Linked DNA regions of Homo sapiens: region 1 is linked to region 2. A link is a loop called in an ENCODE intact Hi-C map of the cell type or tissue named here. Cell type or tissue: sigmoid colon. All regions are shown on one strand. Links, peaks and the distances in the headings refer to the core of each region. The heading gives the core; the rest is flanking DNA.

The links. Peaks named below come from ENCODE experiments on the same cell type or tissue, not always from the same donor. Only the 100,000 strongest peaks of a DNase experiment are listed, where the experiment ranks them.
Region 1: it touches region 2 in a loop (1.9-fold over the local background); 2 of 110 quality-filtered maps call a loop at or near these places.

Annotation. Positions count from the first base shown.
Region 1 is chr6:111,354,827-111,366,583 of GRCh38, reverse strand. It overlaps REV3L (REV3 like, DNA directed polymerase zeta catalytic subunit), which reads left to right. Exons shown (of 32, transcript NM_001372078.1): 15 at 1,240-1,319; 16 at 2,606-2,731; 17 at 7,570-7,762; 18 at 9,459-9,570. Among named protein-coding and RNA genes, the nearest start is that of SLC60A2, 100 kb to the right of the region's middle. In sigmoid colon, for the core only: a CTCF peak has its summit at 4,747; a DNase peak (open chromatin) is centred at 4,725.
Region 2 is chr6:111,563,064-111,574,820 of GRCh38, reverse strand. It overlaps TRAF3IP2 (TRAF3 interacting protein 2), which reads left to right. Exons shown (of 9, transcript NM_147686.4): 5 at 1,838-1,926; 6 at 7,129-7,197; 7 at 8,261-8,377. It also overlaps TRAF3IP2-AS1. Among named protein-coding and RNA genes, the nearest start is that of TRAF3IP2, 37 kb to the left of the region's middle. RefSeq lists enhancers at 8,457-8,506, 8,386-9,585, 9,750-10,422. In sigmoid colon, for the core only: no CTCF peak of the experiment used is centred there; DNase peaks (open chromatin) are centred at 6,210, 7,870, 9,213 and 9,960; H3K4me3 peaks cover 638 bases; H3K27ac peaks cover 4,475 bases.

The sequences.
Region 1 (11,757 bases), core at 1,650-9,649, 210 kb after region 2:
TTATCATATGTCCTCTAAGCAGCCATTTTCTTGTTGACCTTACCTTCCTTCTTGGAGCTTCTCCACTTGGCTTTCCTCCTACTTCTCTGTTTTTTTCCCACTTGATTTTCTCATTATTCTCAGTTGTTATCTAAATGTTGGAGTTTATTAAGGCTTGGTCTTAAGCCTTCTTTATATCTTTCTCTAAATGATCTAATTCCTGTCTACAGGATTACTACAGATAACTCGCAAATTTATATTCCCAGTTCAGATCTCTCTTTTAAGCTCCAGAACACTATATCCAACTACCTATCTGACATTTCCACTTGAATGCTAAATGGCACCTCAAGATTAGTATTTTAAAAACCAATTCATGATCTCACCGCATACATTCACCACCACTTCCCCAACACACTTATATATACATGCCTCCACATAAAAACCCATCTGGCCTTCTTTCAGTTTTCCTTATTTCAATGAATAGTGCCATCATTTCTTAGTTACACAAGTCAGAAACATAGAATTTATTTTTAACACTCACCTCATTCCCTCATTACCCACCTTGTAGTTTCTAGTCCCTAACCAAGCCTTATCACTTGTTTATCTCCCAAGTAACCCAGATCTATCTACTTTATTGTACTTCTTCCACCACAACCTTAGGCCAAACTGTCATCATCTCTTGCCTGGGCTCCTGCACCAGCCATTTTATCTACTCTTAGTAACTTCCAATTCTTTTGCACAGTAATCAGGGAAAAATCCCCACTCTGTTCTTAGTTAGTTACTACTCTCTTCAGATTTTACCTCCAGGAAACCTTCCCTAATCTCCTTGACTACATAAAAATTCCCAATTATATTCCCCTTTGTTGTATTAGTGCAGTTATAATTTTATTTTTCTAGTATGTTTGATGAATGTCTGATTCTCTCTCTAGACCCCACAAGGGCAGAGATTATGTCTTTTCTTCCTCATCATAGATACTTGATAAATAAGTGAATAAATGAATTAAACAGTTCTCTAGGTTAATGACTGAGGTATAAAATTCAGTAATTAAAACATAAACATTTAAAATACAAAATGTCAAAATGTTATTTTGGTTGGGATCAGAGGTTTGAATTTCATTTTTAAATTATGAAATTCTGGGGGGAATTCATAGGACAGCACCCACAAGTGGTACTTAAGTGTTTGGAACAACAAAAGGTTTTTTAAAAACCAGAAGCAGGTAATTTTGATATACATGTTAAATATTAAATTTCTTTCTACAGAACCAAAAACACAGAAGTTGAGTAATAAGAAAGGAAGTAATACTGACACTCTTAGAAGAGTACTGTTAACACAAGCAAAGGTAACTATACTAAACATTTTTAAAGATCAGTGGAAGAGCCAGTCTTTTTCCTAGATTTCAGTTAGATAATTGTTAACTTTGTCTCAATTAAAAAATTTTGGTTACTTAAATTTTTGCATCATTATTTGCATATCTTTGAGACAACAAAAATTTGCCTTTTTTTAGTTTTTTTTTTGATGTTGGGATCTAAAAGATTCTTATATGTAAATACAAATATTACAGAGAAAGTGAATATGATAGCCAAAATGTGGATTATGAGGATACAAATACATTAACTGATTACTGGCAAAATCAGAACAATCCAATGACAGCAGAGCTCAAGTAAGTGATTTTTGATCCCACCAAAAATATATCCTTTTTCTTGGTTTATTACTTTTTTCTAAAATATAACCTTATTGATTTTTTAAAATTTATTTTACTAAGTAGTAAAAGAAAGCAACATTATTTACTACTGAAACTCTGGAAAGTCACAAATGTCTTTATTCAAATACTAAAAATATGACAAAACTTAGAATTATATGGTTATGTGAAAGAAGTATACATTAGACATACATCCTTGGAAATATATGCTAGAAATCACTTATATATTGGCCACTTCTTATAAATGTCATTAACTACATAAAATATATTTTAATATTTCTGAGATTATCAAACTTTTTAAACTTTCATTTATAAAATACTGTTGAATTACAAGCTATATATATTAAAAAATACTATATCAGTGTGTTGTGAACATAACACTTTGGGGAAAACAGTTAATAGATTTAGAAATCAGAAAAAATAATTTTGTAAGAAATGGAAAGATTCCATTTTTTTCTGAATCTTTGAAGATTACATTGTTTTATTTAATTCATCTTTCAGACACATGTTATATTAGAGTAAAATACAAATCAGTATTTCAAATCTTTTACAAACTTTAGCCAAAGTAGTTGGAAATATATTGATTGCTTGCTTGTCTTTCTTACTTCCAAGAAAGGTCAAGATAAATGTCCATGTGGTATAAATGTCAACTCCCTACAAAACTGTTATTTTCAGTATTGAGGGCTTCTGAACTGAGAGATAACATATGGTTTGCTTATATTTCTACATGTATCCAGTTCTGATATCTTTGTTAGCATGAAAATAACATTAATAAAATACAGTTTGTTCTTGAACTTAGAGATGATATTAGTTTACCATTTATTACTAAACACATAAAGCATATTATCTGAGAATAAGTAATCAAAAGAAAAATGATTGCTCATGTATCTTTTTCTGGCTGTGTGTGTGTGTGTTTTTTTTTATAGAATCAATTTGCAGCAGTAAATACCCCACAGAAAGAAACTTCTCAGATTGATGGACCATCTTTAAACAATACTTACGGTTTCAAAGTCAGCATACAAAACTTACAGGAGGCAAAAGCTTTACATGAGGTAAAACTGCAACAGTAAGGACACATACATTGTGTTCAGTTTAACTCCTGTTTTATTCTATAAAACAAGTATGGAATTTTTTTAACAAGGGAGGAGTATATTGAATTCTATCCTATTAATCTTCATCTTGTTCTCATTTTACTATTTTGTATATTTACATGTTTATGTACAATACATAAACTTAAAGCATTTAAGTTGCTGAGACTGCTTTGTGATTTCATATCTTTCACAAATCTCATAACTGAAATTCAGCTTATGGACATTAAAATAAGAAAAGATTTTTGGGAGGTGGAGGTGGGATGATCCCTTGAGTCGAGGAGTTTAAGACTATCCTGGGCTACATAGGAAGACCCTGTCTCTACCAAAAAATAAAAATAAAATTAGATGAGCATGGTGGCGCGCACCTATAGTCTCAGCTACTTGGGAGGCTGAGGTGGGAGGATCACTTGATCCTGGGAGTTCGAGGGTGCAGTGAGCTGTGATTGCGCCACTACACTCCAGCCTGGGCTACAGACAGAGCAAGACTCTGTCTCTTTGGGGAAAAACAAAAAAAAGAAGTAAGTCTGTATTTTGGGGATTATTATATTAAGATGTTATGTCACATCTGAAATGTGATATTTACTTGTATTTTCTGTTTGATTGGCTGAGTGGATTAGAGCTTGCTACAAAAGAGGATAAATTCATTCACTCATATACTCTCTACTTAATCCAGCTATCTTCACAGCACAGGCTGCCTGCCAAAGACTAGGACTTTGCAAAAATATACATCAGCTACAGTATGCATTGGAAAGAATATGTGAATGGGTCACTGTAAATTTATTTGTATGCAGAAAACAAACTCAAAGCACATATCTGACTGGCAGTAAGATAGAAATTGGAGTATGTTTTCATTGTTTACACCTGTGCTGTCGTATGGTAGCCGCTAGCAGCATGGATATTGAGAACTTAAAATTTGGCTTATACAACTGAAGAACTGAATTTTAAACTTTATTTAATTTTAATTTAGATTTTAAAACATAGTTGACTCAAAGTATGTTTGGAACGACTTAGGTATGTAATACTATTTTTTACTCTTAAGTTGTATGAAATTACAGATCAAGTATTTCTGTAGAAAATTTAGCGTGCACAGTGAGATATACTAGAAGGATAAAGTACATACTCATTTCAAAGACTTCATGGAAAGAATAATTTAAAATATTTTGTTAGTAATTTTAATATTGATTACATGTTGAAAGGATAATATTTTAAATATATTGGATCAGATCAAAGTGTTTTTAAATTAACCTATTTTTATTTTTTTAAATGTGACTACTAGAAAACTTTAAGTTACATGTGACTTTCATTATATTTCTATTGGACAATGCTAGTTTTATACAGTCACTTTATGTCTTTGCTTTTAAAGCAGAGGATTAGTAACCACCTTTAAGTTATAATTCAATTTTTAAGTGTGGTTTTTTTTCTCAAGTCAATTCTGTTGTAAACTGTTCTAGAGATTAGATTAACATAAACTGAGGGAAAAATTTTAATATTGTCCTCCTTTGTTCTTCACATTTGAACTGAGAATTATGTTTTTTTAGAATTAGATTGGAACATAGTCTCTCCCTCATTTATTCATTTGCACATTTTTCTCATTCAGCAGCATTCATTCAGTTTCTGTTTTATACCTAGGTCTATACTAGCCCCTGAAGCCTAGATAAATTAAGTGATAAATTCAGTAATACATACCATCAAATGCAAACTTGAAATTAGCAAATTTTTAAAAACTTTTTTAAAAATATGTATTAAAGCAAATTTGATAGACCATAGCAAAAAGACATGTTACATTTGATTATTCTCTTATTTGAAAAGTACGCTTTTCTACATTTTCCTAGGTAACCCTGTTTCAGAACCATGGGCCCTCTGGAAGTTAAAATCACTCTGGAGGTCTCACTGGTTGCTCTGACAGCTTCTTCCTCCCGATAACCGGCTTTCCTCATCTCAAGGCACATTCCAAACTGCCGCCCGGTGGTTGAAACAGGGAATAAACCAAAGAAAAAATACTGTTCTCTTCCTTTCTCTAGGAAATTATGCTTGTGGCATTTTCTCCCTCTGTTTCCATTACCCTAGGATAATCTCTCTTTCTTCTGCACATCAGTACTCAGTGCAGAAGACAAGGGTTGTAATCTTTGTCCCCCTTCTCACCTGCCTCTTGCCTAGTCACACTCACTAAATCTCTCAAGCCATGTCTTTATATAGTTTGCTTTAAAAAAATACCCCCTAAGCACAGTAATGCATTTTGTTATTAAGGAATAGAAATGCAAATTTTGAGTGTGAAAATTTGATCTAGTAAACAAAAATCAACCTCTAAGACCCTTTTAACCTAAAATTGTTTTCAGAGTCTTCATGTCTTTTCATATGTTCATCCCTTTCTTTTTTTTTTTTGTTTTTTTTTTTGTGTGTGTGTGTTTTTTGTTTTTTTTTGTTTTGTTTGAGACATAGTCTCACTCTGTCACCCAGGCTGGAATGCAATGGCACAATCTCAGCTCACTGCAACCTCCACCTCCCAGGTTCAAGCAGTTCTCCTGCCTCAGCCTCCCTAGTAGCTGGGATTACAGGCATGCGTCACCACACCCGGCTAATTTTTGTATTTTTAGTAGAGACGGGGTTTCGCTACATTTGCCAGACTGGTCTCAAACTCCTGACCTCAGGTGATCCACCTGCCTCAGCCTCCCAAAGTGCTGGGATTACAGGCATAAGCCACCGTGCCCGGCCTCATATGTTCATCCCTTTCTAATGAAACTGGTTGTTTTGTTTTATTTGGGTTTGTGGGAGGAGTTTTCCATTTAAAAATTTTTTATTTACTAAATTAATGCATGCTTATTGTTAAAATTAAGTTCTGAAGAGTATGCATTTAAAAGTAAAAGTTTTTTCCCTTAGCTCTCCATTTCATGTGGTTTGATTTTTTTTTTAATACTAATATTTTAAAGTAGAAACAGCAGTATATGTTTCTGAGGAAAGTGGTAGATTTGTATTTGTTTTATTATTATGCCTTATACATGCATAATTGATGTTCTTTATATTTTAAAAAGTACTTAGTGGCCAGGCAAGGTGGCTCACACCTGTAATCCTAGCACTTCGGGAGGTTGAGGCAGGAGGATTGCTTGAGGCCAGGAGTTCGAGACCAGCCTGAGCAACATAGTGAGGCCCCATCTCTACAGAAGTTTTTATAAATTAGCTGGCCATGGTGATATGTACCTATAGTCCCAGCTAGTAGGAAAGCTGAAGTGAGTGGATCACTTGAGCCCAGGAGTTCAGGGCTGCAGTGAACTATGATCACACCATGGCATTCCAGCCTGGGCAACAGAGAGAGACCCTGTGTCTAAAAAAAAAAAAAAAAAAAAAAGATTATTTAACAAATTTACAATGAGCACATGCAATAGTATATATACCAAAAATACTCAATCAGGACAAAAAAATTTGCAATGAAAAGTAAGCTTCCCTCCTACTTTAGGCTAGCAATTTCTTTCCCCCAAAGCAATAAGTATGTCTGCATTTTTATGTCACTTTTCAGAAATTTTCTATGCATGTGCTTCCATTTTTTCATGTATAGAAGTTTACTGTGTTTACTGGTTCCATGTATCAGTGTATTATAGTGATCTTTTTATATTAGGACATACAGATCTGCCTCATTCCCTTGAAAATCTTAAAGGTTACAGAATATTCCATTGTGTGTATCCTTTATGGATACCACATAATTTATGTAACCTGTCCCCAACAGGTAAACATTTAGTTTTTTTCCAGTCTTTGCTATTCTCGAGTAAACATCCTTGTTGTGTATATTTTATCTACATGTATGAGTGTATCTGTCTCTAGGATAAATTTTCAGGAGTAGGATTGCCACATCAATGGATTTTAATTTTGATAGAGATTTACCAAATTCTACTCCTGTCACTAGTGAGAAACTTGAATTTACATTTCTTCAACAGTTTGCATGCAAGATAATACAAAACACAAATCCTTTGTTAAATTTATATGATCTGAATAATTACCAATATTGAAACAGGAATCTGTTTTCCATTGCCAGGTACATGTACATGATAAAAAGATGAGGTATAATTCTAGCTATAATCATGAATTCAACCTATATTTTGTTTTTCTTATTTACTCTGTCTTGATTTTAGAAAGAAAACTAAGAATTACAGTTAAAAGTTTATATTGGCATAGAAAAATAAGCATGAAAAGCAAATATTAACTTTTTTGCATTATATGTTAAAGAGAAAATGTGCATGTGTAAAAATCTGGCTGTTGTGTAGTTGATACCATAACAGTTCTTTTTTTTTTTTTTTTTTTTTTCAGGAAAAACTATAATTAAAAATCTGCCTAGTGTATGCAAAAGTCTAAGTTTAAGTAGCCCTCAAGTAGTAGTGAATTAATTGGTAGGAAATTTGAATTTTAAAAAAGCTCTCTTTTTACTTTAAACTACAGGTAAAACTATATAGTTTAGCTAACTACATGAAGAGTAAAACGTGACAGACTTTGGTTTCATTGTATAACTACTTGGACTAGTCATTCTCTTTCTCAAACAGGCATTGAGAGATCCTGCATATATTTGAGAAAAATAGTCTAAATATTGTCATTGAGAGCAGATTTTCTGAAATAACATCATGAATTGATTTAATCTAATCTTGGGATTAAAAATCTTTCGTTTTAATATATGGAGTGCTGCTGAGCTGTGACTTTGTCCTTTATGTCCATTTTTTCTGTAATCTTACATACATATTTCCCTAGAGCCTTACATACTTCTTTGAGCATGTCTTTAAAAAATGTTTTAAAAACATAGTATTTATTTGCTTTTATAGATACAAAATCTTACCCTAATCAGTGTGGAGTTGCATGCTCGAACTAGACGAGACTTAGAACCGGATCCTGAATTTGACCCAATCTGTGCTCTGTTCTACTGCATCTCATCTGACACTCCACTGCCAGATACAGAAAAAACAGAACTCACAGGTGTAATAGTGATTGATAAAGACAAGACAGTTTTCAGTCAAGGTATTGTCCATTTTTATTAATGATATACCTGCCCACTCTAGGGTGAATGTTTTAATGGGGAATTCCTGTGCTGAAGATCTAATCTAAGCAAGCATGATGACTCTTTTCTAAAATGTTTGCTGAGGTAGGGGTAGGAGATTGTGTATAACTTTGTCCTAGATTTATTATTCTTACTTGGATTAGTCAGAAGCAGCCAGGCACAGTGGTGCCTGCTTATATATAGTCCCAGCTACCTGGGAGGCTGGGCAACAGGATTGCTCGAGCCCAGGAGTTTGGGGCTGTAGTGCACTATGATTGTGCCTGTAAATAGCCACTGCATTCCAGCCTGGGTAACATAGCAAGACCCCATTTATTTATTCATTTTTTAAGTCAGAAGCAATGCAATATAAAGATCTTAATATTTATAATTATCTTATATAATTTGTTCTAAGTATTATTTTATAAAAATACTTACTACTAATACAGAGTCCACCTTATTATGTATCCCTAGATTAGGTGCACAGTCTTCCTTATGTATGCATATGCAGGTATTTTCCTGCTGATAGAGGGTTTATCTTACCACTATAAGTTAATGGTTTATAAGATACTTTTAAGATATATTCTTACTTTGCTTATATCTCTTTATCTTTCTTTCTAAATAATATACTTTTGGTTCAGAGGTTCTTCATATAGAATGCCATATAAGGCATTTTATAAAATACCTACTGTCCCTCTGCAGCTTTCAGTGGTCACCATTACAAGTGAATTCAGTCCACTGAGGAGGAAGTCTTAGCACAGAATACAACCATATTAAGAATTTGCAATTTATTCAGTGATGTGCTTGAGCTGACACATACCAGCTCACAAGCCAGTTCTTGGATTTTCATGAATTTTTCAAACTAGTTGCTGTCACTTTGGCAGTTGGAAATCAGTCATAGGGTGGGGGAGGGGTCCTTACATCATGAAATAGGCCAGCACTACAAATTAAGGCTTTCTTTTTTTTCCTGCAGAAGTGGTGGTTAAGCATTTTCATCATACCAGAGATTAAAATGTCCTGTGCTAAGCAAAGCTCTCCTGCTAGGAAGAGTAAAGACAGAAACAAAGTAATACAGTTTCTTCACAAGAGATATGTTATTTTCTTTTTTTTTTTGAGACAGAGTCTCGCTCTGTTGCCCAGGTTGGAGTGCAGTGGTGCGATCTCCGCTCACTGCAAGCTCTGCCTCCCGGATTCACGCCATTCTCCTGCCTCAGCCTCCCGAGTAGCTGGGACTACAGGTGCCCGCCACCATGCCCAGCTAATTCTTTGTATTTTTTAGTAGAGACGGGGTTTCACCATGTTAACCAGGATGGTCTTGATCTCCTGACCTCGTGATCCGCCTGCCTCGGCCTCCCAAAGTGCTGGGATTACAGGCGTGAGCCACTGCACCCAGCCAGTGATATGTTATTTTCTAGGGAATTTTATGAATGCAGCCTTTTCAGGAGAATAGCTGAAAATACAAAATTTGAATTTTCAGTTGTATATTAAACTAAAAAATCTTTTGAGAGTTTTTTAAAGACATTGAGTTAGTTATGTTTTCACTTGGGGAGATGTTTTCTTAATTTGAAATATTTCAGTAGTACAATTTTACTTAAAAGTAGAGGATAATATTACTTTTATATTATGAAGGTATATTATTATATAATGTTATATATAATAGACATTTTGTTTGTTTTTTAGATATCAGATATCAGACTCCATTACTTATTAGATCTGGAATTACAGGACTCGAAGTCACCTATGCTGCTGATGAGAAGGCACTTTTTCATGAAATTGCAAATATAATAAAGAGGTATTGTTTTGTATATCTGATTTTTCCAGTTTTATTCAGAGAGTCGTTTCATGCTATTGCAGATAATAGTGAAGATAAAAGTAAAGGTAGGAAGAAAGCGAATCCCTTCCTATGACCCTTGAAAGCAGAGTTACTCTTGGGAAGATTTTATACTCACTTCCCACCACCATCACTATTTTCATCAGACAAGGGATAGGAAAAGCAGTGTTCTGTTCTCAAGATTGAGGGGCCAGTGAAAGACAAATATTTGTTTAGCCTCTAACTAACTTCCCAGTTGTACTTGAGGTTGGTTTTTCTGTGGTGCTGAAATAATGGAGAACTGTATAAAGTTCCATTGTATTATTCATTAACTAGGTTTCTACCTTGGGAGCCAGCCACCATTTCAGTACCTTTTTTTGGTTTGTTTTTTCTTTTTTAAAGTTTTCTGAGTTCTAAACAAGCCAATATTTTCAAAAAGCTTTGGGATGCATTCTCTGTATAAATTTATCTGTTCATAAATGTAGGATTATCTATTACATACTCTTGTGCACAGAGCTCCTTAAAAAATCTCTTTTGACCATTTGGTAGTCGGTCCTCAGTCCGATAGTAGAATCTTGTCCAAGTTTATGAAAAAAAATTTTTAACAAAAATATTTTAATTTAAAAATAAAATCATTAAGTGGATAATTTGCATTTTCTCAACAGTGTAGCTCTTGGTAGCCATGGACTCTCTTATTAAATGCTTCACTTTGTAGAAACTTAAGGATTCTGCCCATTGCTAGGTTTAGGGTTTTAGATGCCTAAAGCAAGATAGAAGACATTCTTTGGATCCTGATATACAGATAAAAGCTGTCCATGAGCATGTTGTTATACTCACCCTTTTTTGTTTTGCTTATATAGTTGAACTTCATCCTATAAAAACTAAATCAGTATTCTACATGAAAAATTAAGATGATATTCTACAGACTTGTCATCAGATTGAATCCCAGATGGGTTAACATAAACCATTCTGAGAATTAGAAAACCAAAACATGTGTTTTCTACAAAACAAAATTAAATGACAGAGCATCAAAAATAGTATGCTACTACCCACGACTCTGAAGGAAAAAAAGTATTTTTACTATTTATAGCACTGGTGACTAGATAGATTCCCATCTATTTGAGTCTTGTCATTGTCAGTCCTACCTTTTATCTTCTCACAGAGGTTGTCATCAACATGTCAGATGCTTTCAGTATCCACACTTCTTTTATTTCTGCAAGCAACTCAGAGAAAGAAATATGTAAGAGTTTCAGTCAATACTATTTTGTGTACCAGCACATGTCCAGTAATGTCCCTGGGCTTGTATGCTTGCCTTTTCCTTGTTGGGTATATTCCCAATGATAGGATTACCTGCCAACATTGAGAATTTTGTTAGTCATTTGCAAGTATAATAACTTTCTTAAATGTCCATAAAATGAAATGTACTAGTAATTAAGGAAAATGGGGTAAACAAAACTGTCATAAAAAGAAAAATGCTTAAATGTCAACTTTTCAATTCTATAGTGTTCTTTATATATTAGTCCAAACAACTCTGCAAAAAGATTGATTATTTCATTCTTTCACCCTATTTGTTGTGTACCTACTCAGCACAGCCTTTGGAGTCAGCCAGCACTGTGTTTCTGTCTTGAATAAGTTGCTTAACTCTCTCAGCTTTGTTTTCCTAATCTGTAAAATGGGTAGATAATACACATAAAACTCTTAAACTCAGGTCTGGCACATAGTGAGTACATAAATGTTAACTGTGTGTAAGGGGCAGTGCTAGGTACTAATATAAAAATAAATATATCTTTATTTTTCCATTTTTAATATTGACTTCCTCAAGTGACAAACACGAAAAGTAATATAAAGTGATATTAAACAAGTAAAACCTCATCTATAATCTTGTCACAATCATTTTCCTCTTTCTGTATTTCCTTGGACTATTAACTTCACTTTGCGCAGTCTCCCTAACTTAAATATAACTATGATTCTTCCCTTTTCCTCTTCCCTAAATGCTATTACATTTATATTACATCATATCCATTTAACCTCAGAATTCTTTTTCAAGATGATTCCTTCCCCTCCGTGCCCCTTGCCTCTACTAGAGTACCCTTATCTGTCATGTGTGTAGATGGTAGTGAGTTACTTAAAATACTAACTGTGAAGCAGCTTTTTTCTGCCTAAGCAAAT
Region 2 (11,757 bases), core at 2,384-10,383:
CACTCAAAAACTGCTTACCTCTAGATTTCCTTAAGCACATACTCCAAAAACAAATAACCCCAGTGCCTTTTCCCTCTTCTAAATGATGCTCTTGAGTGGACTTGTCCCTGGGTAAATTGATTGGATGTCCATGTGGTATTGGGCAGGGACCCAGCATCTCACCATAAGTTAGCAGCAGCCATCAAGAATGAGGTCATTTCCTGTAGGAATGAGCAATCTTGTTTGGAAAAAACGGTCTCACATTCTCCATACTGCATCACAACCAAATGCAAACTAAGCCTTTTATTTAAAGAAACATTCAACTAAGCGTAAGGTGATGATTCTTTTTCCACATTTTGCTGCCAGAACCAGAAATGTTGAAATATCACCAAAATGTTCTCATATTAAGGTCAGTCAGGACAGTAATTTCCAGAAATCTTAAGAAAACAGCCACTACTTGTGAAATTATTATATGATGTGCTTGCTAGAGAAGCTCAGGTAATTCTAATATGCATTTTCCAAATCTGGGAACCTCTTTGAACCAAACCTGAAACAAAGCCTTTTGCATCTGCTAATTCCTTTTGGGGGATCTGTGCTGTTTAGTCATTGACAACTCTGAAAGCTCTCTATGACAATGATTCATTGCTGTTTTCATTCAAAACATTTTATTTCTGAACACTTTCTTAAGATCTTAATCATTTTAATTTTGAGCATTTCTGGAGAACAGATGCTGCCCCACATACATTATAGTCCTGATATCAATCTATAGATCATATATATCTTACCATAATCTATAAAGGAAGTCCTCAAATACGTAACAATTGGGTGAATGTTAGGTGTTCAGAAGAAAATTGAGTGCCATCTATATATCTGGCTGCTTAAGTGAGTTAATATGACCATTATACACACTTCCATTTGGGAGGTGTGTTTCAAAAAACCTCAGTGTAGATACAGACTCGTATTTTCTCTCCAGCCCCCCTTTCTTCTCCATCTTCTGCCCCAAGGGCTTCCTGAGATTTAAGTGGTCCATTCCAGACTAAAAGCCAACACAAAGTAATTATTCAGCTTTCACATTAAAATGCTAGTCAGACAATTTCCCCAAGACTTTAGCCTGAGAAAACACTGGTTCATCCTGACTGGGTAAAGCTTATCCAAACTGTACTGTCTGCTGCTCTAAGCTGACCCAGGGATGAGTGATGGAGTCTGTGATGTTGGACTGCCCAGAGGCAGTGTCTCTTCTTCAAGCTGCTGAAGTGTTTTTTTACTAACATATCTGAGCTGTGCTTTGGTCTACTCCAAACTTGCTGGCCTTTCTGCAAAAGTGAGTGGATTGCGGGGAAGAAGGGAGCGGGGAACCAGTTTCTCACTCTCCTCCCACTTGCTATTGTCAGAAGAGCGAGATTTCAGGGCAGCAGAGAGCATCAGGAGATCAAAAGAAGACACTGCTGGGTGGTCCCTTAGCAAGTTTTAGCTTCTTTGCCTGCTGGGAGAGTATTCCTTGGGCACAGTGCCAAGTGTCTCTAAGAAACTAGTCATGCCTGATCTTAAGGGCTCGCGGATTCTGGGTGGTGGATTTCCTTAGGCTTGTCTGAGCCTGCCAGTGCTCTCCTCTGTCGCTCTGATTTCCATTCACGCTGAGCAGTCTGCACTCCCTTGGACAGACCCACTGGCATTTTGGGCCTGAGGAGCTGTGCCCTGAGGACAGCATACAACGTAGGCATAAGCTCTTAGAGCACCCCAAGCCCAAGGTTTCCTCTTATTATTCTAGAAGGACAAAAGATATTGCATATAATTTAGAAGTTTGTTTACAATAGAATAATTTGATCAGTTTCTAATAAATGTAAAAATTTTCTCTTAGGGAAAGTCTTTATCACTTATTCGATGGACACAGCTATGGAGGTGGTGAAATTCGTGAACTTTTTGTTGGTAAATGGCTTCCAAACTGCAGTAAGTATTTTGTCCAAATAGATAACTGAACAGTTATAGTGAGTACAATGGAGAGAAAAGCAGCAGAAGAAAAAGTGTAATAGCTGTTGGTGTTTTAAATGATATTATTTGATTTATGTGATTATGCATTGAATGCTTATAGATTTAGGTAATAATTTTCTAGATTTTAAGCTATCTGAAGTCTCCAGCATTTTTTTCCTGTATGCTGTTTGAGTGACCCCAAGTACCTCTGAACAGCAAGATCAGTGCTAATGCTGACCACATATGCAGCGGCCCCTGGCCTGAAGGAAACGCCGGGCTCTTGCTGCACTTTGTACCTTTGTCCTTTCTCACCAATCATGCCCACTTTGTCTGAGTTTCCCATGATGCAGGAAGCTGCAGGCTTCACCATGGTCACCTGCTTATTTAACAAGGACCTTTTGTTCTGCACTGGGTTATGAGGTTTGAAGTAGAATCCTGCAGCCTGAATCCCCCATTGCGCACAGCTGCCATTTTCATACCTTGACGCAGTGATGCTTCTGGATGGGTGATACTGGCCAGGTTTGGGGCTGGTCTAATCCAGTTCCAGGGGAGGCTGACCTCACCCAGCCCTGCAAGCCCACTGTGATCTTGGCTCCAGAAATCTCAGGAAACACACACTGCCCCTGTCCCCCTGCAGTCCCTTGACACAGTACAGCTTAAAGCCATGTAAATTTTTCTCTATGATAAATAAAGTACCACATGATGCTACTCAGGGGACTGGCTTTCCTCAAACACTGAGATAACTTCTTTTCCTTTCCAGAGCCCTCTTCTAGGCCTTTTCTAGTGAATTCTAGAGAGTGGTGAAAAATTAAGGGAAATATCTATGAATATAAATGTCTATGGGTAAAGAGGGATACTTAGTAACTAAATATCAATTTTAAAAGTTATTTAGTATTGTTTAACAGGAGTTTTTATTTGAAGCTTTCTTTATTCTATAAGATAATTTTTTTTTTTTTTTTGAGACAGAGTCTAGAACTGTTGCCTGGGCTGGTGTGCAGTGGTGTGATCTTGGCTCACTGCAACCTCTGCCTCCTAGGTTCAGCCTCTCAAGTAGCTAGGATTACAGGTGCCCACCACCATGCCCAGCTAATTTTTTTGTGTGTGTATTTTTAGTAGAGATGGGGTTTCACTATGTTGGCCAGGCTGGTCTCGAACTCCTGACCTCATGATCTGCCAACCTTGGCCTCCCAAAGTGCTGGGATTACAGGTGTGAGTCACTGCACTCGGCCAAGACAATTTTCTAAAAAATGAAAATGAAAGTTCTTTTTTAAAAAATGCATACAACTTATACAATCCAACTCCATAATTATATAGAGACTAATATTTCCCTTTCTCATTTCTGGTATAAGAAAGCACTATAGCAGCCAGGCGTGGTGGCTCATGCCTGTAATCCTAGCACTTTGGGAGGCCAAGGCAGACAAATTGCCTGAGCTCAGGAGTTCGGGACGAGCCTAGGCAACATGGGGAAACCCCATCACGACTAAAATACAAACTATGGCCAGGCGCAGTGGCTCACACCTGTAATACCAGCACTCTGTAAGGCTGAGGCGGGCAGATCACCTGAGGTCAGGAGTTCAAGACCAGCCTGGACAACATAGTGAAACCCTATCTCTACAAAAAATACAAAAAAATTAGCCGAGTGTGGTGGCACATTTCTGTAGTCCCAGCTACTTGGGAGGCTGAGGCAGGAGAATTGCTTGAACCCTGGAGGTGAAGGTTGCAGTGAGCCGAGATCTCGCCACTGCACTCCAGCCTGGGTGACAGAGCAAGGCTCTGTCTCAAAAAAAAAAAAAAAGAAAAAAAAGTTGGCATGGTGGTGTGCGCCTGTAGTCCCAGCTACTTGGGAGGCTGAGGCACAAGAATTGCTTGAACCTGGGAGGTGGAAGTTGTAGTAAGCCGGCATCACACCACTGCACTCCAATCCAGCCTGGGCAACAGAGCAAGACTCTGTCTCCAAAAAAAAGAAAAAAAGAAAGCACTGTGGCAACTGTGACATAAAATCAAATTACACTGGGTGTGGTGGTGCGTGCCTGTAGTCCCAGCTACTTGGGAGGCAGAGGTGGGAGGATCACTTGAGCCCAGGAGTTGGAGGCCAGCCTGGGCAATATAACAAGACCAGGTCTGTAATATAAATAAATACTAAGACATAAGGCCAGCATTTCAGAAAAGATCTTACTTTTTGTCATTTCCAAAGACACATACTGATTGCCCCTGGAGGAGAGCTTAGGTTTTGTTTGTTTATCTTCACAACCAGGGGCCACATAGGCAGAATTTAAATCTGTCCCTGACCCTCATCTCTATGAAGACTTGTGGTAGAAATCACAGAGCCCGGTCCTGGACAGCTAAGTTATTATTGACACATCTAGATCCCCTTAGTGGAATGAAACACTTAATGAGTAATTTAAGGAGAGTGTAATAAGGGGCCTATTACAAAGCTTTGGGTAGGTTTTAGAGAGTCCAATTTTATTGGGGATAGTGCAGTATTCTGGCACTAGCAAAAGCAGGGAGTTGTTACTGCCCCTAGGTCTAAAGAGTCAAAGAAGGAATTCTTACTGGAAGATGAAGAGGATGGCTATATTAGTTTGCTAGGATTCCTATAAAGTACTACCGATTGGGTGGCTTAAGCGTAGAAATTTATTTTCTCACAGTTCTGGAGTCTGGAAGTCCAAGATCAAGGTTTCAGCAGGGTTCATTTCATCCTGAGGCTGTCTTCTCCTTCTGTCCTCACATGGTCTCTCCTCTGTGTGGACACGTCTGTGTTCTAATCTCGTCTTCTATGGACACCAGTTCTGTTGGATTAGGGCCCATACATATCACCTCTTTTTATCCTAATTACTTCTTTAAAGGTCCTGTCTCCAAATACAGTCACATTCTGAGGTAGGGTAGGGAGATAGGGCTTCAACATAGGAATTTTGGGAACACAATTCAGCCCATAATAGTAGCTGTGTGGAGGAATGATCATAACAGGAGCTATGGACTTTGGGAGAGACTTGGAGAAACAAATGGAAGATATCCAGCTCATTGCACCACCCAGGATGTCCACTACAGTAGCTGGGAATAATTTAGAGTGCTTGGATAATAACAATAATCACTATTTTTTATTTATTTAATTTTTTTTGAGACGGGGTCTTGCTCTGTTGCCCAGGCTAGGGTGCAGTGGCACGATCTCGGCTCACTGCAACCTCTGCCTCCCAGGCTCAAGCAATTTTCCTGCCTGAGCCTCCTGAGTAACTGGGATTACAGGCACCTGCCACCAAGCTCAGCTAATTTTTTTTTGTATTTTTAGTAGAGACGGGTTTTCACCATGTTTGCCAGGCTGGTCTCACACTCCTAACCTCAAGTGATCTGCCCCCCTCAGCCTCCCAAAGTGCTGGGATTACAGGCGTGAGCCACCACGCCCGGCCAATTATCACCATTTACTGAGTGCTTATTTCCTGCCTGGCATTATGATAGGCCTTTTCCATGTTAACTCATTTTAGTTCTCACAACCACCGTAGGAAGTCAGTTTATTAACTACATATTACAAGTGAAGATAAGATTTAGAGAGTTTTAGTAACATTTCCAAAGTCATGCAGGTGGGAAGTGGCAAAGCCAAGACAGAACCCAAGCTGTCCGTTTCTTCTCAACCCTGACACTATATTGCTTCTCTCCCATATAATAGCAATGGATTAGTGACACAGTCTCAGAAAGCTACAAAAGCGTTCTCAAGAGTAGTCGTTGGCCATCACACATTTGAAAACAGGAGTCATCTAAACCAAAATAACAGCCATTCCATTTTTCATGTAAAGACACATATTCTGAACTCTGTACTCTATGTATGTGATAGTTCGGTATACACAGGGCATGGTCTCTTTCCGTAGGAGGCTTAGCATCAGGTTGAAGAGACACAGCAGACATAAATGAAACATGTCCTGAATAAAAGAATGTTATCATACGTGTTAATTGTCCAGTATCATTAGTGGTCACAATGGGGTAGAGTTAGGTGAAGTGAGGAAGAGGAGGAGATTGGCATGTGGGAAGGATTCACAGAGCAGGGGGGTTTGTGCTGTGCCTTTAGGGTACAGGGGACTCCAATGTGGGGAGTAAAGTAGACAGGATATGTGAGGAAAAGAGAGGCGAGGCTGGATCATGGATGGCGAGGCTGGATCATGGATGGATCATGGATGGCTTTTCAAGTGATCTGCCTGCCACGGCCTCCCAAGTGCTGGGATTATAGGCATGAGCCATCGTGCCTGGCCTGGAATGACATTTAGGACAAGTAATCTGGGAGCAGTGCAGCTGAATCACGTAACCCCTCCCCAGGGACACTCTCCCTGAGTCACCCATTCCAGTATATAATCCCTCTTCCCATCAAGAGCATCTCGTAAACACACACGTGCACGTACACACACACACACACACACACACACACACACACACACACACACACACACACACACACTCTGCAGTATAAGCCTGAGCCCAAGAAGGGCCTTCTTATTTGGTTTCTTATAAAATAAAAAATAACTGATCTTTCTCCTTTTAAAATATCCCTTCAAAAACTTGAATGCTGATAGTAAATATCAGTCTTTTCAAGGCCTAAGAGTTCTACTTCTGACTTTCATCATAAACCTCTTCCCTACCGTTTCAGTAATTGTTTTTGTGACTGTTCCTTGGCTCTGCTCCAAGTTTCATACAATCCTTTTGAAACATATAGATTGAAACTGTACATAATACCATAATAATGACCTCACTAATGCAAGTAAAGCACCACAATTGTATCTCAGTTACTTGTATGCCACACATCCATTAAAATGTTCCAGAATTATGTTTGCCTTTCAAATGTCTAAATTACAGATATATAATATATGTATATTGCTGGCTTATATCCAACTTAGTGGTATACCGTGTCCCTCAGATTTTTAAAAACCTGATTATTGTGTAGCCATAGATATATTTTGATGTGTATCACAATATCCTAATTATGGACATAACATTAACTACTTAAATGCCTACTAATGTTGAAATAGGGAATATTTTCAGAAAATTATATTTTGTTTTTTAGACCTATGTGCTCCTTCTTGCAAAAAGCATTAGTTAAGTTTTGGAGCTTTAAATGTATATAGTATTGTGTTTTCTTCTGCTCTGCATCTTGAGAGAACCTCTCATTAAGGGCCAACTCCCACATCTTTTTTTTTGCAGATTGACATATTTGAGGATAGAATCCGAGGCATTGATATCATTAAATGGATGGAGCGCTACCTTAGGGATGTAAGTACATTCCAAAAACCAGAGTTTGTTTTCTGGTGAGAAAGACAATGAGCTTATGAAGTTGTTTTATTAAAGAAACCCTGGCATACCCACCTAAGTCTGAAGCTGAGAAAGCCCCAACAAAGCCTCCCTTGTTGGAAGCCGTGCAAAGACTTGGAAAGGAAGGACGGAGTCGCCCTCTTGGACATGCACAGGCAGGAAATAACGGTCAAACCAGACACAGGTGGTTGATAACAATCAGAGGAAACAATCTTTTGACGAGAATAGGAAAGAAGGAAATGAAGGCGGAGAGTGGGGAGAGAGCAGCAGAATTCAATTTAATCTGAGGCCACCCCAAGTGTTTTGTAGAATTGGGCTGAAGAGGTTTCCTAGGCAGCCTCGCAGGCTGCACAGCACACCACCCCCGAGGTGCCCACGTGCAGCCCCGTGATTTGTTCTCCACTGACAGAATCTATACCGGCCACTGGGACACGTTGTGCTTTAACAAGATCGAAATTGATTGCTGCCAGCGTGTCCGTGTCGGCTGCTTCTTTTGGAGGGAGCCAGTGGGGGACGGGAGTCTCAGCAGGCTGGGGTGTTGCACTTTTCCTTTTGTCTGCAGCCTGATGTTTGCTTTGTGCTGAAGGGTCTGTTCCTACTGACTGTGCTAATGTGTACACGCAGAAGACAGGGCAGTCGAGTGCAGTGACTGGCAGCTCAGAACCAGCTGGAGGGAGGGAGGGTGCTTCTTACTGTTGGTGTTGCAGTGCCTTTTTGCCACGACACAGACTCACTCAGTGATTCGGGCTTTCATTAGAGGTTTATTAGTGATGGTTGTGGAAAATGGTAGGCAAAAGCACATCTATTTGAGAGAGCCCCTCTCTGAGCCATTTGCTCTGCATGTTCAAGGTGGGGCTGGGCTGGAGACAGAAGGGAGAAGCAGAGATAAGAGTCTGCCTGAGTGGGGGCCAGTGCTTCTCTTTCTATGGAGAATGAGCCTGGCCCTCCACCCCGTGTGTCAGAGAATGCCCACAGTCCTGCTGGTACACTTCCATAAACATGCCTTTCTCCCTCTCATTAACAGAAGACCGTGATGATAATCGTAGCAATCAGCCCCAAATACAAACAGGACGTGGAAGGCGCTGAGTCGCAGCTGGACGAGGATGAGCATGGCTTACATACTAAGTACATTCATCGAATGGTGAGTGGGGAGGGGATCACAACACCTCACTGTCCCCTGGGGATGGATACCTTGTCCAGGGAAGTCCCATTCTTCCCCAGAGACCAGCTGAAGGCAGCATGATGCTGGGTGAAGAGCTCCAGGCTTGCCATGTCAGGAGAGGAGCTGTTGGTTCTGGCTCCATCTACCTTAGGGACTGTGGGCAAGTCCCTGCACCTCTGGGACTCAGTTGTTCCTATCAGTTGCAAGGGGAGAGCAATCTGTCATCTCTAGGATCCAAGATTCTGGAAAGACGTGCTCTGCTGGCTTGGCTGTTTACCAGCAACTATGAAGTCCTAGGAGGCAGGAGACGGGGTGGTGAGGAGGGCTGGCCCCTGCAGCTGTATCATGTTCTGTGCCCTACCTTTTCAGAAAGGCAGGTGGCGTAGTGAAAGGGACACCTGCTGTTGCATCATGTGGGCCTGGTTAAAGTTGGCTTCCTCATGTACAGGCTGTGTGACCGTGGCCCCACTGCTTAAACTCTTTGTGCCTCAATGTCCCTATTCACAAAATGGGTCACTAATACTTACAGGATTGTCGTGAAGATGAAATGAAATAATGTTTTCAAAATATCTGGTGCATATCAGATGCTCAAACAAGGGAAGGGAGTGTTCTTAGCTCATGACAGGTGGGGAACTATGGGGCCTGGTTATATTCAAATAAGTGGGAGACATTTAGGATATTAAACTTGTCCAGCATGGGATAAAACTAGAACATTCTGACCGAAACAATCACCCAGCGTTGGAACTGGCTGTTTTATGGGCTACGAATCCTCCTTCTCCCCGTGATTATAGAGACGCTGTGAGACAGTTTCTGCTTGACTAGGAGGCGGTGCTACACTTGTGACTTTCAGGCTGTCCTGTGGAGTTCCCAGTGGGTGCCCATATGTGCTGGAGGAGGGGCTGGGTCTGCGCCTCCCACCCCTACCTCAGCCAGAGCTGGTCTGTACTTCTCAGGCTTGTTTGTTGACCAAGGATTCTGAGATTTAAAAAGGCTTGGAAAATCACTGGACTAGAACTGATAAGCTCCATTTCAGCTCTAACACTTCATGAGGGGGAAGGCACCTGGAATGGGCATAGAGTGTCACTAAGATGGGAAGATGGGGAGGGCACAGTCAGGCTGTCTCGGGGCACACAGCTTTACCTCAGGGGAAGCAGATGTAGGTCCCAGGTCTGTCCTGTGGGTCAGCAGCGTGGGAAAGTAGGAGGGTGGGTATTCCCCATCTGAGTCTTCATGGTCTCTGTCTCCCTTTCCACCAAGTGCAGACCACTCACGTGAGCTCACAACCAAACTGAAGGAAGAGCCGAGGCAAGGTGATGAGGTTAAAAAGTGAGGCCAGGGAGTCAGGAGATAAGGCTCCCTCCTCTTCTGGTCTCAACCAGTCTCACAGCCCTTGTACAGTGCCCCGGAAAGGTATCATTCCTGGGAGTAAACTGCCTGAAAAGGTCATGGCTGGCTCGGGGTGCTGCCGGCCCTTGGTTGTCTGATGCATGTCTGCATGGCCTCAGAGCACCCAATGTCCTGTCTGCATCTCTAGGAACCTGCCAGTCCCAGAAGCTGACAGCTGGTGCGTGGGAAGGGCTCGAGGCCTCAGCCAGTTCCTAAGGAAACCTGTCTAGCTCTGTGGGTGTGTGGTGTAGCCAGGCAGTAATACACAGCTTGGCCTCAGAGCTTGTCTGACTGTACCAACTGGAACCAAACTGTCGCCAAACTTGGTTTCTTGGGCCACAATGTCTTGGGCCCTTACTCATCATAGAAGGGGTCGAAGAGGTCAGACACAGAAGTGCCTTCCTGACTGCCTGGCTGACTTCCTGCACCCCTCTAGGCAACAGAAAACCCTGGAACAACAAGAACTTGGCCATGACAGAGGTAGTGCAGAGGTACTGATGAGTAACTGCATCATACAGTGAATTAGTTTACAGAAACTCAGTTTCTGGAAGGGTGAGAGAAAATAAAAATGCACTGCTGCTGGCTGGCCCCTCCACAGGCTGGGCAGCCTAGTGCACAAGCCAAACTTCACAGTATACGGAGTCCTAGAAGTCAAACAAAACTCAGTGCTTCACTTGTAACTTATGCACCCCATCCCCTTCCTTTCATGTGTACTCGGTGCTGGTGTGGTGGGTGCTTCTAGCTGCACAGTACTTGGGTCATTTTAAAATATGTTCTTGGTGTTATCTTATGGTTTTTAGAGAGAGGTGGTTCCGAAAAAACACCTTGTGGAGGATTTGTGTGTGTTGTGTGATCGTGTGTGTGTGTGTGTGCGTATGCAACTATGTGAGAGTGTGTGTTTATGAGGGGTTTCTATGGTGATTTCAATAACCAGCTATCACCACTGTCACTTTCTTCTCTGTTCTGTTATTTCCATGCACAATGAAAACTTCTCAGTTATAAAAATGAATTGGAAGATGAAATGGTTGGAAACACATAATTCCTCGTCTCCTTCTCATCAGATGACTGAAAGCTTTGTGCTGGTCACAGGATTTGGAAGACTCTAACTCCCCTCCTATTGAAAATTCTGATTTTTGAGAGAGTTCTTGGTAGCTAAATCTTCTTGGGCTACCACAGTGTCAGAGCATATTGGAACTGGTGTGAGGAACCTAAAGCCTGGCAGATGGAGCTCTTCGCAATTGACATCCCCTCTCTGCCAAGCCCATCTTGTGCTCTAGTCACAGTGCATTAGTAGCTGGTCCCAACCACATCAACACACTTTCACACCTCCAGACATTTGCTCATGCTGTTGCCTCTGCCTCTGTTTTCCCTACTTGACCAAAATCTTTTCTTTCAGTGCCCAAATGAACCCTCTTTTGTAACTGTCCTTCCAATCTCTGATGTAGAATGGATGGCCCCCATTCTGGGCTTCTAGAGCAATTGTTAATACTTTTCACCCGGCACTCTGGTTGGTAATTTCCCTTTCTGCCTGCTCACTAGACTGCTGGCTTTGTGAAGATAGGGACTGTATCTGTGGTGTTCTGCTAAGCTGGCTCTCCTGATTTGTAGCACTTACCTATTTCCATGGTATAAATACTCTCCAATACCATCGCCAATTTCAAGCTATCAGTGTGAAGTCACTGAACACAGAATTAGGAAGAGATGCACACAACAAGCTTTTGTGAGCTGCTGCAAGCCAGTTCCAGCATACCCTGGAAGGTATCCTAATCCTTAAAACCCAAAGTCTGACATAGAATGTGACTTCTAACAGGCCTCCAATAAACGACTGATGAGTGAATGGAATAGATGTGTAATGGGGAGGCCTTAAAATGTTAAGTGTGTGGCACTCAAGTATGGAAATCAGAATAAAAATGCCATGTGGACGTGCATGATTATGGGTACCATTAACTCCTCATCCTCATTCCTGAAATTAA